Linked DNA regions of Homo sapiens: region 2 is linked to region 1. A link is a loop called in an ENCODE intact Hi-C map of the cell type or tissue named here. Cell type or tissue: sigmoid colon. All regions are shown on one strand. Links, peaks and the distances in the headings refer to the core of each region. The heading gives the core; the rest is flanking DNA.

Region 1 (8,040 bases), core at 2,089-7,088:
TCACAATGAAAGCTAAATGGCTTGCTTTAATGTTAAAAGAAAGCTGCATCCAAATGTGATCTCTTTCTCTCTTGGCCCTTGCAACTCCCAATTAAGCAAGCTATATAAAAGTTAACCCAAAAATTATCACAGCTTCCAGGCCAGCATCCAAGCAAGGCTGCCCACAACATTCAAGCATTAACTCAATTAAAAATTATTTACTGGAGGCCTATTTGGTGCCAGGCACTGTGCTAGGTGTTGGAATACACTGGTGAAAAAGATAAGGTCCTATCCTTTTGGGATGCTACTGGGGGAAGACGGATTATAAATAAGTAAATAACACCTGCATGCTTACTGGCATGCTGTGGTGAGCAATTATAGGAAACAAAGGTAGGGCTGGGGCCCAGCACTTTGGGAGGCTGAGGTGGGCAGATCATTTGAGGCCAAGGGTTCAAGACCAGCCAGGCCAACATGGTAAAACCCCATCTCTACTAAAAATACAAAAGAATTAGCTGGGTGTGGCCGGGCATGGTGGCTGATGCCTGTAATCCCAGCACTTTGGGAGGCCGGGGCAGGCGAATCATGAGGTCAGGAGATTGAGATCATCCTGGCTAACACGATGAAACCCCGTCTCTACTAAAAATACAAAAAATTAGCTGGGCGTGGTGGCGGGCGCCTGTAGTCCCAGCTATTCGGGAGGCTGAGGCAGGAGAATGGCGTGAACCCGGGAGGCGGAGCTTGCAGTGAGCCAAGATCGCGCCACTGCACTCCAGCCTGGGCGACAGACAGAGACTCCATCTCAAAAAAAAAAAAAAAAAAAAGAATTAGCTGGGTGTGATGGCACATGCCTATAATACCAGCTACTCAGGAAGCTGAGGCATGAGAATCGCTTGAACCTGGGAGGCAGAGGTTGCAGTGAGCAGAGACCGTGCCACTGCACTCCTGCCTGGGTGACAGAGGGAGACTCTGTCTCAACAAAAGAAAAAAGAAAAGGGGCTGGGTTAGATAGTTCTGGAGGTGGGTGCTCTAGACAGGATGGCAGGAAAGACCCTGAAGGGGTGACCCTGAGGCCAAAGTCTGAAAGGAAAGAGGAAGGTAAGAGAATTCCAGGCAGGGGAAACAGCAAGTGCAAGGATCTCAGGTAAGGCAAGAAAAGGAAAGGAGATCTATGTTAGCAGAACACAGTGAGGGGCACAGCAGCATGGCAGGGGGAGCTGCGCCCAGCGCCTGGTCAGTGGGAGGTATTTAAAAAGGGGAATGACATGATCTGATTTATGATTTTAAAAGCTGGTCACTTAGGCTTCTGTGTGAAAAATGGACTGCAGACAACCCAGAGTGGATACTGGGGGGCCTGTTAGGAAAGAGGTGATGGTGGCTAGAGTGGGAACTATGGCTATGGGGTGAGGTGAATGCACTCCAGATATATCCCGGAAGTAGAATGCACAGGACAAACTGATAGCCTGCATGTGAGAGGTTGGGAAGAGGACTCAAACATGACTCTTGGCAAATGAGTGCATGGTAGGGCCACTGACTTGGATGGGGAAGACGGAAGGCAGGTGAGAGCTGGAAGGCATATCAAGAGCTCCATGTATTGACGAGAGTCAGAAGCTCCAAGAAAGATCTGAGCTAGAAATTAAAGTGTGGGCATCATGGGCATATCGATGGCATTTGAAGCCATGGGAGGGTGGGGAGGAGTTGCAGGTGGGACAGTATTACCTAGGAAGACAGTGTGGACAGAGAAAAGGAACCAGGACCAGTCCCTGGGCAACCCCATGATTAGGAGTAAGAAGAAAAGCAGGAAACAGTGGGGCCAGAGGAGCTGAGAGGGGTGTTGTTTTGAGGAGAGGGAGTGGTCATTTGTTAGGAATGCTGCTGAGAGAGGTGAAGTGAGGTGAGGCTGAGATCTGGCAACCCCCTGGTCACCCAAGACCCTGGCAGTTTTGGTGCAGAGGTGAGGCAGAAGCAAGACTGTAGAGTATGGAGAGTGAACAAATGGCAGGAGAAAGTGAATGGAGCCAGTGGGTTTGGATGTATCTTCTGAGGTGTTTTCAGGTGAAGAAGAGCAAAGAAGTGAAACAGGAGAGGGATGTAGGAGGGAGGGAGATCTCCTTTTTAAGATGAGAGCAACTAAAGCTATGCTATCCAATATGGTGGCCACTAGCTACATGTGGCTATTTAAATTTAGATTAAGTTAAAAATTCAGGTCCTCAGTCTCAACAACCACATTTCAAGTGTCCAATAACCACATGTGCTGGTGGCTGCCACGCAGATACAGAACATTTCCAGCAGTGCAGAAAGTTCTGTTGGTCAGATGTATGCTCCTATACTGATGGAGAAGACCCCGGAGAGAAAGGTGGTTAGGAAGGAGAGACAATCTCTGAAAAGATGGGAGGAGGAAGGGATGGAATGGAGGCTACCCCAGAAGAAGGGGCCCCTAGTAGGAAGAGATGAGGGACAGGTCATCCAGCACAGCAGGCAGGTAGGAGAAGGTAGCAGCAGCTGCATACTAGACTAGGTGGTGGCAAAATGAAGACATTCCCTTGGTCAAAGGTGCCTATCTTGTCAATTGAAAGGGAAGCCACGGGGTGTGCCTAGGAAGGGGAGAGGTCTGGAAAGGGGAATAGGTATGAAATAGTTGCCTTAGGGAGTAAGAACACAAACTCACTGGAGAGGCCACACTTAACACAGAACACTTCGCAGAAGAGAAGTGGAAAATGGTAGTGAACATTTGAGGGAGGAGAAGCATCTCAAGTTGGGGGGAGGTAAACTCAGATAGTTTGTTTTTTTTTCCCTTAAATCCTAGTCCTGTCTACACAGCAGAGCCATGACGAAGCTGTAGGATCGCAGCAAGGTTTTCTACTAGCTGCCCTTTCAAAAAGTTCTTCCCCCTCCATCCTACACAACTCTCAGAAAGGATGACATTGGTTCTATTTTCAGTTAAAACGGCTCCCTCCACCCTCCTGTCTGAATTGCTTCCCCAGCCCTTAGCTGCATCTCAATTTACGACCATGGCTTGTATTTTCACATAAATAATAGAAGACATGGATCTATTAAAAATGGCAGAGGTAGGTAGGAGTTACAAACCAGCCTTTATCTACGAGAAGTGAGTAATATATACATTTATCGAATGATGTTAAAATTACATGAAAGACATATTCTGTGTTTAAACAAAATCCCCAAGCGTCTCCTCCCTGCTTCTCCACAAACAAAAATTATTTTTTGACATTTTCTTTAAGGTTTTATGAGTGAGTAAACATTTTCATTTCCACAGAACTATTTGATCTCAACCACAGAGTTTCAGTACTTGTTTTTGATCACACAAGTACGGTGGATTGGTTTTGTGTTGGCCAGGGGGAGGGAGGGCCAGAAAGAGAGTTAAAATTACCGGATCCCTTTTATCTTCCATTCTGAGACCTTACATTTGCCAACTCCTTTTTCCCTGTACATTTTTTTAAAGTATGAAATCTGAGAACCTCAAAGGCTCTCACTGCTCAAAGATCAGCCTTTTCACAGTCCACTGAGGACTCACTGGAAATGTTACAGAAATACGGCCTGCCAACTTGGGTGCCTCTGGGTAAAATCACCCACAGTTGCTGTTCATGTGAAATCTCCTAAATGTAAGCACACTTCTTCAGCCCTCGCTGCTCATCTCGCCTCCTCCTCTCTGTCACCCACCTCTGTCATGTCCAGTTCATGTTGGCCCACAGCCCTCACACTTCCATTCCTCAAAATTCCTCTTGGCCTGCCTCTGATCCCCTCACACACTCTGCAGCTCCCATGGCTAAGACTCACCAGGCAAAATGACTCCAGAAACTTAACCTGGAGTACGGTGCAAGAAAGCCACTGACCCAGGGGGGCTGAGCCAGGGCACCAGGACAATCTTGCTCCTTCCACTGCACTCTTGCCTTCCCAGGCCCCACCCATCCCAAACAGGAAAGCAAGATCTCTAGACCCTTGGAGCAGAAGCATTTGAGTCCTGCGAAGGGCTGTTGGAAGAATGCTGGGTTCAGCAGCAGGGAACAGAGAGATTTAGGAATTCTGGTTCACTTACCCGCCTCCATGCCCACGTCAGGCAGTGGCAAGGCCACCCCTGCTACACAAATGCTCATCAACTACACAGCCTGGGGGAAGTCACCGAACCACTTTGTGCCTCAGTTTCCTCATCTGTAAAGTGGACATAAGTGTCCCCTGAATACGTATGGCAAACCGTCAACGTGTGCCCAAATAGAGTGAGCAGATGTAAGGAGTTATTGTGCTATTAGCACAGTGGCTCCCAGACTCACAGAGCCTACTGCTCAGAGAGACGCCGAGGGGAAAGCTTAAATTACTTTATATACTCAGAAGCATTAGTCACTTCGACAGAGTATTTCAACTTCCCTCCTGAGCATCTACTCAGTTGTTTCAAAGACTGAAGCCTCACCTAGGTTCCTTATAGACTTCCATCATCTTCAGCATCTCAAAGCAGATCCAAAGTCCACTATTCCTACGCTGGAGGTTTATTATTATTTGATTATTTCCAGGAAAACTTCGATTTCCATTTTGCTTGTAATAAATCCAAACGTGGAGAACGACAAACTGCTTAGACTCACACAGGCCCTGGAGTTGACTGCGCCCAGGGGCGAAGAGACCGCGGAATGGCCGAGGCAGGAGGCCGGCCAGGGCACCGGTCCCCGTCAGGTGCCCCCGTGCCCGGGCTGTATGGGAGGGGAAGGGCCACGGGCTCCGCGCCCAGGCCAGGGTGCCCCTGCTGGGTGTCCGCGTGCCCCGGCGGAGGGCGCGGGTCAGGTGGCCCCAGACTCCCGGGCGCAGAGTGTGCGCTCGCTCCGGCTTGGGGAGGCGGGGGCCGGCCCGCCGGGAGGCTCCGAGCCCGGTTACGCCAGCCGCGGCCCCGCAGTCCCTCCGGAGGGGCGCGCGGAGAGCGCGCGGCGCGGGCTCACTCACCCCATCTCCGGCGCTGCTCCGGCGGCCGCTCCGACGGGGCCTCTCGCGCTCGCTCTCCGCCCGCTCGGCAGCCGCTCCCCGCGCGGCACATGCGGCGGCCCGTGCGCGCCCGGCTCAGCCCCGGCGCCGCTCCATTCCGCGGGGCTGCGCGGCTGCCACTGCTGCCACTGCCGCCACCGCCGCCAGGCGCGGGCGGGCGGGGGCTGGGCGGCCGCGCTGGGGCGGTGCCCGCCCCGCCCTCCCCAGCCGCTACCCCCGCCCGGCTCCTTACGTAACCTCGTGGCCCCCGGGCCGCGGCAGCGAGCCAAGAGGCGGGGGGCGCAGCACTGTGTGCACCGTCCCCCGCGCAGCCGCGCAGTCGCCGCTTTTCTCCCGGGCCACCCAGTCCTCGGTGCCGGCCCCGCGTTGGCGCGCCCCCGCCCCACGCCGACCCGGGGCCCTGGCGCAGTGCCATCAACATCCTGCCTGATGGACTTAAAGTCCCATTCACACCTGGCGGGGACTTTAGGGCTACCTTTACTTTGCAGATAAGGGAACCGAGGCCTGGGGAGGGTAAGTGATTTGCCCAAGGTCACACATTCAGATTAGAGTTCGTTCGGGTCTCCAGAGTCTGAGATGGGCATAGCTGTGCTCCTCCTTAAAGCCCACCTTCATCTTCCTGCCAGTTGCCCGGCCGAGTGGCCTTAAGGTACCCGCCACCGTGAAATTTCGGAAGCCAGCCTGGCAGAGAAGAGCCTACAGGCCGCGGCAGATGCTCTGGGCTCTTTCCTGGATAAAAATGAGATGAGGGCTCCCACTTGAAGGGGCAGTTTTAAGGCGGCTTCATCAAGCTTGGTTTTATCCTTAGAGCGAGGGGAATTAGGATGGCAAAAGTAGAACTTGAAGAAGAGCAGGCTCTCTTCGTCGCCTTTCTACCTATCAGGTCCTGAGTTTCTACCAAAGGCTGGCACTGGGACTAACCTAACCTTCATCCCCCGGGACTTCCACGGGATCATCTTCTGCTGGGAACACACCGCCCACATAAGCCTGGCATCTCAGGACAGTAAAAAAGTCAAGGGACAGGTCGGGCGCGGTGGCTCACGCCTGTAATCCCAGCACTTTGGGAGGCCGAGGCGGGCGAATCACGAGGTCTGGAGATCGAGGCCATCCTGGCTAACACGGTGAAACCCCGTCTCTACTAAAAATACACACACACAAAAAAAATTAGCCGGGCGTGGAGACAGGCGCCTGTAGTCCCAGCTACTCCGGAGGCTGACGCACAAGAATCGCGTGAACCTGGAAGGCGGATCTTGTAGTGAGCCGAGATCGCACCACTGCACTCCAGCCTGGGCAACAGAGCGAGACTCCGTCTCAAAAAATAAATAAATTAATTAATTAAATACATAAATAGCCGGGTGTGGTGGCGTGCTCCTGTAGTCCCAGCTACTCCCAGCTACTCGGGAGGCTTGATGCAGGAGAATCGCTTGAACCCAGGAGGCAGGGGTTGCAGCGAGCCGAGATCATGCCACTGCACTCTAGCCTGGTGAAAAGAGCCAGACTGTCTCAAAAAAATAAATAAATAAATACAAAATAAGTTTGTAAAAAATAAAATAATCTTGGGAGTTTCCAAATCCTCCATGCATAGTAATCAGCAATATCAGGAAAGTGAGCTTGTAGAACACTGAACAAGTCATTTATCAGGTAATACCTGAGGATTCTGAAGTGTTCGAATAACTTCAAAGGCAAGCCACTGAAATCAGAGTTTTTCATTTTTATTTTATTTTTATTATTTTTTTTTTGAGACGGAGTCTCACTCTGCTCACCCAGGCTAGAGTGCAGTGGCAGTGGCGTGATCTCGGCTCACTGCAACCCCCACCTCCCAGATTCAAGCGATTCTACTGCCTCAGCCTCCCCAGTAGCTGCGACTGCAGGCGCATGCCACCACGCCCAGTTTTTTTTTTTTTTTGTATTTTTAGTAGAGACAGGGTTTCACCATGTTTCGATCTCCTGACCTCGTGATCCACCCGCCTCGGCCTCCCAAAGGGCTGGGACTACAGGCATGAGCCACCGTGCCTGGCCGAGTTTTTCATTTTTTTAAACTACAATCCACAGTAAGAAATATATTTTACACTACAACCTGCAACCTGGTACATACTTCAGCACATACATACTATGTCTATAGGTATATCGATATAAAATAGAAACAAAAAGTTATATAAAACAATGTTTATCCTCTCACTTGCCAGGCAGGCATTCAGACATCATTCTGTTTTGTTGTTGTTGTTGTTGAGACAGAGTGTTGCTCTGTCACCAGGCTGGAGTGCAGTGGCATGATCTCAGGGCACCACAACCTCCGCCTCCCAGGTTCAAGCGATTCTCCTGCCTCAGCCTCCCAAGTAGCTGGGACTACAGGCGCGCACCACCACCCCAGCTAATTTTTGTATTTTTAGTAGAGACAGGATTTCACCATGTTGGCCAGGATGGTCTCCATCTCTTGACCTCGTGATCGGCCCACCTCAGCCTCCCAAAGTGCTGGGATTACAGGCGTGTGCCACCGTGCCCGGCCCATTCTGTTCTATTTTTAAAAGCAGTACTGCTCATAACCTACTAAATTGATTTCAAAACCTATAATCTACGTATTTTTACTTTCTTTTTCTTTTTCTTTTTTTTTTTTTTTTGAGACGGAGTCTCACTCTGTTGCCCAGGCTGGAGTGCAGTGGCGCAATCTTGGCTCACTGCAACTTCTGCCTCCTGGGTTCATGCAATTCTCCTGCCTCAGCCTCCCGAGTAGCTGGGGCTACAAGCGCATGCCACCACACCTGGCTACTTTTTTGTAGTTTTAGTAGAGATGGGGTTTCACCATGTTAGCTAGGATGGTCTCGATCTCCAGACCTTGTGATCCGCCTGCCTCGGCCTCCCAAAGTGCTGGGATTATAGGCGTGAGCCACCATGCCCGGCCTGTATTTTTACTTTCAACAGCAAAATTAGGCTCACCATGTACATGCATAATGTTGTTATTAGTGTGCTCAGATTTCTGGTATGGCTGGTCCAGGGACTTCAAACATTTTTTTTTCTAACCATAAAAGGTCAGTTCTTTCAACTGCATATGAAACAAATGTATTATTAAAGCCATTAATTAAA
Region 2 (8,040 bases), core at 1,275-6,274, 54 kb before region 1:
AGATTTTGACAATACGCATTTAGAAACAAGGCAGATGAATAAAAATTGTAATGGATTTCACTGCATTTTGTATTCTAAGCTATCTACTTCCCAAAGTAATGCAAAATGGCACAGACTTATCACAAAATACATTTATTTTTGAAGAAAGCATCTTTACACAGACTGGCTCAAAAATCCTTTAAGTGTTCAAAATAAGATACAAATAGAAAAAAAGCCATCAACGTGTAAAAATAGTCCCATTGTTGCGGATCACGAGGTCAGGAGATCGAGACCATCCTGGCTAACACGGTGAAGCCCCGTCTCTACTAAAAATACAAAAAATTAGCTGGGCATGGTGGCGGGTGCCTGTAGTCCCAGCTACTCGGGAGGCTGAGGCAGAAGAATGGCGTGAACCCGGGAGGCAGAGCTTGCAGTGAGCTGAGATCACACCACTGCACTCCAGCCTGGGCGACAGAGCAAGACTCCATCTCAAAAAAAAAAAAAAAAAATAGTCCCATTGTTTATAAAATGCTACAGATTTAATAAGTACTTATTAGAGACACAAAATTAAAAGGTAACTTAGACAATTTTTTAAATCTTTACAATGTCAAAAGAGATAAAATAAAAGAGACATAGACAAGATACAAAAAAAAAAAAATCAAAGAGAAAAGAATTTGAAGTGTTCCAGTCTCTAGATGGAATGATTTTAGGCGAAGCAGTCTTTGAATCCATCCTGAATGTAGAATACTCATTATTAAAATTTTAAGAATGCTCTTGAGAAACTTTTCCTAGAAAACCAATTTGCCATTTGAGCCTCATATAAGGGCTACTGAGTAACACCAGCAGCATCAACCATCAACCGTGGTTTTGAAGAAATGCAGCAATCTTCTTTATGCCTGTTTCTCCTCAGGCATGCTATTAATGCTGCTTCAATGCAGCTGTTTACAGAGGCCAGCATTCCAGAACAGAGGCTAGCAGCATTCCTTGCTCCCTGAAACTTCCCTTCTAGGTCCCCTGGAGCAGGACAAGTGCCTCTGGGGCTGTGGATTACTAGGGCATTTTTATTCCCTCAAACAGAGACCAAGTTCACCCACACACTCGATGCTAAACCAACACCCTTCCAGCAGCTGGGTGACAGCTGTTAGAAACAAAAGGAAGATTCTCACTGTAATTTCCCGCATCTGCTGTCAAGAGAGGCCAGACGACAGGGAGTGTGTGCATATCAGTGCAAGCCCTCATACCCCATCCATGTGATATAATCCAGTCTGCAGTCTGGATCACCCAGCTGTGCCACTCTCAGCCCAGCACCATATTTTGCTAATCATCTAAGTACAACACCATAAAGGAAAACACTTCCACACACAGTATTCTCCTACATACGTGAAAGGAAGGAGCAATTTAAAGGGCAGCAACTACAGAACATTTGTTGAAGAATCAAATTATGCCTCATTGTCAGAGCACTAAATGGGCTGGGCTGGGGGCCCACGGGTTAGAGAAGGCCTTTCTGGGAAGGGACCCAGACTTTCAGATCTTCCCTCCTATTCCCTACATCAGAAAAGAGGGATTGGGTCTCGGTTTGGGCATGCTTAGACGGGTGTTCCCTAAATCTCCATGACAGGAATTAGCTGGTACACTTACTAAAAATACATGTTCCCAGGCCCCATCCTAGCCCCCCTTGAACCTGGCTCTCCAAGGAAGGGCCCAAGGGGCTCCATTTTTAAGAACTCCAGGTGATTTTTACTTTCAAGGAAGCTGGGGAGACATTCACATTAGATATAATCAGATGATCTAAAAAAGAAAAAAAGAAGTGGCCCCTAGAGCCAGCATCTCTACTCCAGAACAACACTGGTGACTGAATGACACAGGGAGACTCCAGAAAGTTCTCCCACAGCTGTAGAGGGGGCTGGAGGTGGGGCAACAGGGGGACCAAGAACAGGGTCTCTGGATGCAAAGGATGGGGGCAAGGGGCAAGGGGAGGCAGAGCTGTTCTGGTCAGGAAGGAGGGTGGAGATGAGTGCGGCCTGTGGTGGCCCAGCAGTAGCCTTCCGCAAGCACTCTCTGTCCCTGAGGCCTACAGGAGGGAGGAAGTGAGGAAAGCAAAGTGGAGAGATGGAGGGGAAGGCACAGGGAGCCGAGAAGATGGCAGAGCTTCCTGACCAGGCACAGGCAAAGCAGCCGGCTGTCTGCTCGGCATGATCCAGGTGTCAAAGTGAGTAGACAAGAAGGGTTCCATCTCCAAATCTGCCTGCTCAGCTCTGTGGATGGACTGAAGTCATGGTGAGCTGCCCTCGGGACCCCCAAGTAGAAATGCAACGATGTTGGAAGAACACAATGGCTCACCTGGCCACACTCTTGGTCAACATGGTCAGGCCCTCTGCAGGGCAAGTGGCTGCTCCAGTGTGAGGGGAGGCACAGAGACCTGGGAGGGGTACTGCAGGGCCTCCTGGCAGCTCCATTCTGAGGTAGTCACCATGGCAGGAAGCTATGGCCCTCCAGAGGCCAAAGACCTGCATTCCTCATCCTCGAGCCCCTGGGCAAACAGGGGAGGATTGCACGGCCAGTCTGGCAGGAAACTACCCGCCGCTCTGGGATTTCACATGAATAACCAAGTCTGGGGGCACTGGGGAGTTCCATGCTATTCTTCTACAATCCAAAAAGTCTAATGATATTTCAAAAAAAGGCAAAAAAGAAAGGCAAGGAGAAGAAAAGCTCGTAGCTGACCTTTACTGAGTACTTACCATTCTGCTAGGCTCGCTCTCCACTTTGAAACTGCAACAATCCTACAGGGAAGGGGCTGAACAGGTGGGGAAACAGGAACTCAGAGAGGCCAGGTAACCTGACTTGGGTCATGCAGTATATGACAGGTCTGAAATTTGATGTCATTTCTTTTTTTTTTTTTTTTTTTTAGATGAAGTCTCACTCTGTCGCCCAAGCTGGAGTGTAGTGGCATGATCTTGGCTCACTGCAACCTCCACCTCCTGGGTTTAAGCAATTCTCTGCCTCAGCCTCCCAAGTAGCTGGGATTACAGGCGCCTGCCACCACGCCCAGCTAATTTTTGTATTTTTAGTAGAGACGGGGTTTCACCATCTTGGCCAGGCTGGTCTTGAACTCCTGACCTCATGATCCACATGCCTCGGCCTCCCAAAGTGTTGGGATTACAGGCTTGAGCCACTGCACCCAGCAATTTGATATTATTTCTAAGTGACATGGAAACCCTCCCTCTCAGCCATTATGTTATTCTCTCTTCCTATAATAATAGCTGTCTGTAGTAGGCAGCTTCGGATGTGACTCCTGGTGACCCCCACCTCCTAGTGTTCATGCCCTTATGGAATCCCCTCCTCTTGAGTGTGGGTGAGACCTGTGACTTGCTTTTAACCAACAGAATATGGCAAAGGTGATGGGATGTCATTTGTGTAATTAAGTCACATAGGATTATGACATCTGTCTCCTATCAGACTCTCTCAATAAATTACCTTACTGGTTTTGATGAAGCAAGCTGCCATATTAGGGAGATCCACCTTACAAGGAAATGAGGAAAGACTCCAGCCAACTGACAGACAGGAACTGAGGCCCTTAGTCCAACTCCCTTGGAGGAATGGAAATTCAGCCAACAACCACATGAGCTTGGAAGCAGATCTTTCCATATGTGAGCCTTCAGATGAGACTCCAACCCTGGTCAACACCTTGATTACAGCCTTGCAAGAGACCCTGAAGCAAAGGGCCCAACTAAGCTATACCAGACTCCAGACACACAGCAATGTGGTTTAAGATGCTATGTATGTGACAGTTTATTACGTAGCAATAGAAGAGACACTGTCCTTCACAGAAAGCTTACTACACACCAAGCAAACCATAAATGTTCTCATTTAATCCTCCCAACAGGGCTGTGAGTGGGCAGGGCTCACCACACAGAAAATCAAAGGTCACAGGATCACTTCAGGCAAACTGAACAACAAATCTTAACACCTTTATGGGCAAAATCCAAACAGAGACCTCACCACAAAATTCAGAAAAGCAGACCCTGACTTTGAAAGAGTCTTCTGCTTCACTTGAGAAAGCAAAAGAGCTAGAAGTAGGACATAGAAGTCATTTCCTCCAGTGTGCAAATCAATATAAATAGAAAGATTTAAGAGAATCAGAACTTTCCAACCTGCGTTTCCTTCCCAGCAGGGAAAAGCTGAAGAGAGTGTATCAGAGGACAGAAATTACCTTCATATCCAAATTTATTCTCCTTCCTTTGATGTTCAATGTTCAGAGAGTAAATTTCAAATATACTCCCATTCCTTCTTCAGTGCTTTAAATAGAAAGCAGATGTTTCCGGATGGCAGAACGCTTCTTTAGACAGACAATATAACCTACCGTTCCTTGCATAGTCTCTTTAGAGCTGAATAAACACCAATTGCTGTTCATTGAACACATTCTGGAACCTGACAGTAATTGTTCCCAAGAATAATTAGATACTCTGTGCAACATATGTATGTTTGGAATATGAAAACCACTCGGCAAAGAGGCCACTCCTGCTTTGAACAATTTCTGGCTCCATGTGAAATAATTCTGCAAAGAATTAGCACGACTACTTTTGCAAAGAAACAAGAGAGAGAGAAATGATGTTTTAACTTATAATTCTTCACTTGCAATGTTTAGCTCCACACTTTTTCTGACATAAACCTACAAAACATCAAAATTCTTATTTTTCCTACTTCTATTTGATTTGAATTAAAACAAACCCTTCAGACATTATTTTACAGTATTACAAAGTCTTGTAAGGTACCCTAATTAGTTTGTATCTGTCTTGAGTCTTAAACCCCTCCAAACACCATCTACTACACCAACCGACAGGTCTTCCTCTAGTCCAGATGGGTCACACTCTGCCTGCCCAGCTGCAAAGGCTTCCCTGGCTCTGTCCCCAACAGGACCAGCTCCCAGTGCTTTGCATGAATTACAGGCTGTCCCCTGACCACCTGGCCCTGCCCTCTCACCAGAAGGGCTTCTGCTGCTTTCCTTCTAGAACTTCTGAATCATCTGTACTTTCACACATCCCAGCCAATGCATGTGCCCATCACTGGACCCAATACATCCTCGCTTCACTGTCCCTTCATGTACTGTCATAGCATCTTGTGAAGTCTGATTTGTGCTCTGAAGACACAGGCCCTTGACTGGTCACCCATCACAAGGGACTGGAAGCATGGGCTCATCTGGCCCCTGACCCACACTCTAGGTGGTCAACAGGCTACGCCAGCCAGCAGGGCCAAATCCTCAGAACCCAGAACAGAGAACTGAAGGAAAAAGGAGATGTGGACAGAAATTTTTTCTTGTACATTCTCCCATGCAAAGAATCTAACTTACAAGCATATTGGAGTTCTACTTTTATACAAAATCCACACAGTAACGTTATTCTTATTTGCAGATAATAGAATTGCACATAGAGAACACCCAAGAAAATCAACTGAAAAAGTGAGTAATCAAAATTCAGTAAGGTGGCTAGGTATAAAATCACTAATAAAATCAGTAGCCTTCCTAAATACACAAACAACCAGATAGAAAATATAACAGATTGTCTGGCCAGGCAAGGTGTTTCATGCCTGTAATCCCAGCACTTTAAGAGGCCAAGGTGGGCGGATCACTTGAGGTCAGGAGTTTGAGACCACCCTGGCCAACATGGCAAAACACATCTCTACTAAAAATGTAAAAATTAGCTGGGTGTGGTGGTGGGCACCTGTAATCCCAGCTACTTGGGAGGCTGAGGCAGGAGAATCGCTTGAACCAGGGAGGCGGCGGTTGCAGGGAGCCGAGATTATGCAACCGCACTTCAGCCTGGGCAACACAGTAGGTGAGACTCCATCTCAAAATAAAAAATATATAATAATAGATTGCCAAAAATCCCATTTACAGTAGCAACCAAAAGGATACAATTTCTTGGACTCTATTTAGGAAGCATGCAAGATCTATGTTTAGAAAATAAAAGCAAGCCAGGTACAATTGTGTGCCCCTATAGTCCCAGCCACTCAGGAGGCTGAGGCAGGAGTATGGCTTGAGACCAGGCTCTAGTACATACTAGAATTGGGCCTATGAATTTCTAATGCATTCCAGCCTGGGCAACATAGCAAGACCCATTTTTTAAAAAACCCAAATAAATAAATACAGTAAGAACAAAAACTTCTGAGGCACACAGAAGAAAACTTTAATAAGACATATTCTTAAATGGGAAAGCCAACACAAAGCTGTCAATTATCCCTAAATTAATATATAAATCTAACATAATAAAATTATTATTTTTAGAACTAGACAGGGTTATTCACTGGAAAACTCTATGTGAGGACAGCCAAAATATTCTGAAAATGAAAAGCAATGAAGAGTTTTAGCCATCTCAGATATTGAAATGTATTATTATAAAGTTATAGCAAACAAGGCAGAAGGTCTTAGCAAATAAGTAGGTAAATAATGGAAGAGCAGAGAGTCCAGAAATAGAAGCCTAAAGAAGTGAGTGCATGACACAGGCAGTATTGCTCATTAGTGGAGACACAGAAATCCTGTTACAACAATGCACCCTAGGAAGAGTCTGCATCTGCTGGACCTTAGCCAGATGTCTGTCTCCTTGCCTGGTCTGAGCCCCTTCAAGGAGGTCACAGCTGCCCCATTCTATTAAAGTTATTTTCTTCCTGCCCCCAAACTGCCCAATTAACAAACCTGATAAATTAGTGATCTGATAGAAGAAATACTTGTCACAAATCCTCCTAGTCCTCTGACTAGGAATTCCCTTTTTGGGTCACATTTACACCAGGGAATGGATGAGGCAAGTGCCGCTGATGAATGCTGACAGGCTTTATTAATGACACTACCTTATTTCCTAGAGTGTCTGACAGTTTTTAAGGAGCTTTGAACATACATTCTCCTATTGGCCCTCCTGAGATGTGAGTTTGACTAAGTTCTGGGGCTGGGTCACAGGCAGAGGGCTACCCAGAAAAGCCATCAGATCCATTCTCATGTGCTTTGGAAAAGGGTCCCGATTCTCCAAAAGGGCTGGATGGGCCCAGGGCAGTGGGTGAGGACCTGGACAGCCAGGAGGGAGACAGGCAGAGTTGTGGAGAAGCAAAGCTGAGATGGAAAACAAATACAGGCAAAGGGGTGCAGAGGAGGAGGTAAGGCTTCTCTGAGGACGCAGGATAGGTAAACATTACGGCGGCAGGGATGAGTGAAGTGAAGGGGAAGTCTAGGACAGGGACAGAAGAGAAAATAAAACTCACTAGCAACATAGCAATGCCATCCTATGTTCAAACAGCACCCCTGAACCCCTGCACAGAAACCCCTCTCCCACCTCCACACATATATCTCCCTCCACCTCAGTCCAGAGCCCAGCAAATCTGCTAGGTTTAGCAGATAAGGGAGGAAACAGCTATTCAGGCACCAGAGGTGCACTCAAGAGATCAGCAAGGGCCACTGTGTGGCACAGGAAGCGGGTGGCAGGAGATGAGGTCTCAGGGAGGGCCAAAACCAGACAGCCATGGAGCCTGAGCACCAGGCTAAGGACATCAGTCTTTAACTCGGGGCCAGCATCTCCCTAATGTGCTCTGTGGAGCTATTTTCTCTTCCAAATACATTCCAAAAAACATACATGTAGGAAAAACATTAAAAGCATTTGGATAGTCATTCTCATAATTATCTGCTATCACCTTCAAGAAGTGTTCTCAAGCCAAGACTGCCAGGAAATAGCTTGGGGGCTGCATAATACACAGGTATCTGTCGTGTTAGCCACAACACAGGTGTATTCTTGCTCTGACAAAGCAGCCACTGCATGGATGGTTACTTTCTATCCACAGTATGCTGTCTATAGAAGGAATCTTGTCTCAGGATTTCAACATATATTTGTGATTTTATTCTGTAGATGGTATGGTTAACATTTATACTATAAAAATTCATCCCACCTGAATCTATCATGAACAAAGGAAGTTTTAAACAAAAAGAGTTTACGATTCACATATGAACTCCACAAGCTAAGAACTGGAAAACATCCAAGTGATTTTTTTTTTTTTTTTTTGAGACCGAGTCTCTCTCTGTCACCC

The links. Peaks named below come from ENCODE experiments on the same cell type or tissue, not always from the same donor. Only the 100,000 strongest peaks of a DNase experiment are listed, where the experiment ranks them.
Region 2: it touches region 1 in a loop (2.3-fold over the local background); 5 of 110 quality-filtered maps call a loop at or near these places.

Annotation. Positions count from the first base shown.
Region 1 is chr15:82,947,611-82,955,650 of GRCh38, forward strand. It overlaps HOMER2 (homer scaffold protein 2), which reads right to left and starts at 5,110. Exons shown (of 9, transcript NM_004839.4): 1 at 4,921-5,110. The coding sequence starts at 4,925. RefSeq lists an enhancer at 4,360-4,860. In sigmoid colon, for the core only: no CTCF peak of the experiment used is centred there; no DNase peak of the experiment used is centred there; H3K4me3 peaks cover 1,605 bases.
Region 2 is chr15:82,894,201-82,902,240 of GRCh38, forward strand. All of the region lies in intron 1 of HOMER2 (homer scaffold protein 2), which reads right to left. It overlaps LOC105370928 (a long non-coding RNA gene), which reads left to right. Exons shown (of 5, transcript XR_007064741.1): 2 at 5,388-5,434. Among named protein-coding and RNA genes, the nearest start is that of HOMER2, 54 kb to the right of the region's middle. In sigmoid colon, for the core only: no CTCF peak of the experiment used is centred there; no DNase peak of the experiment used is centred there.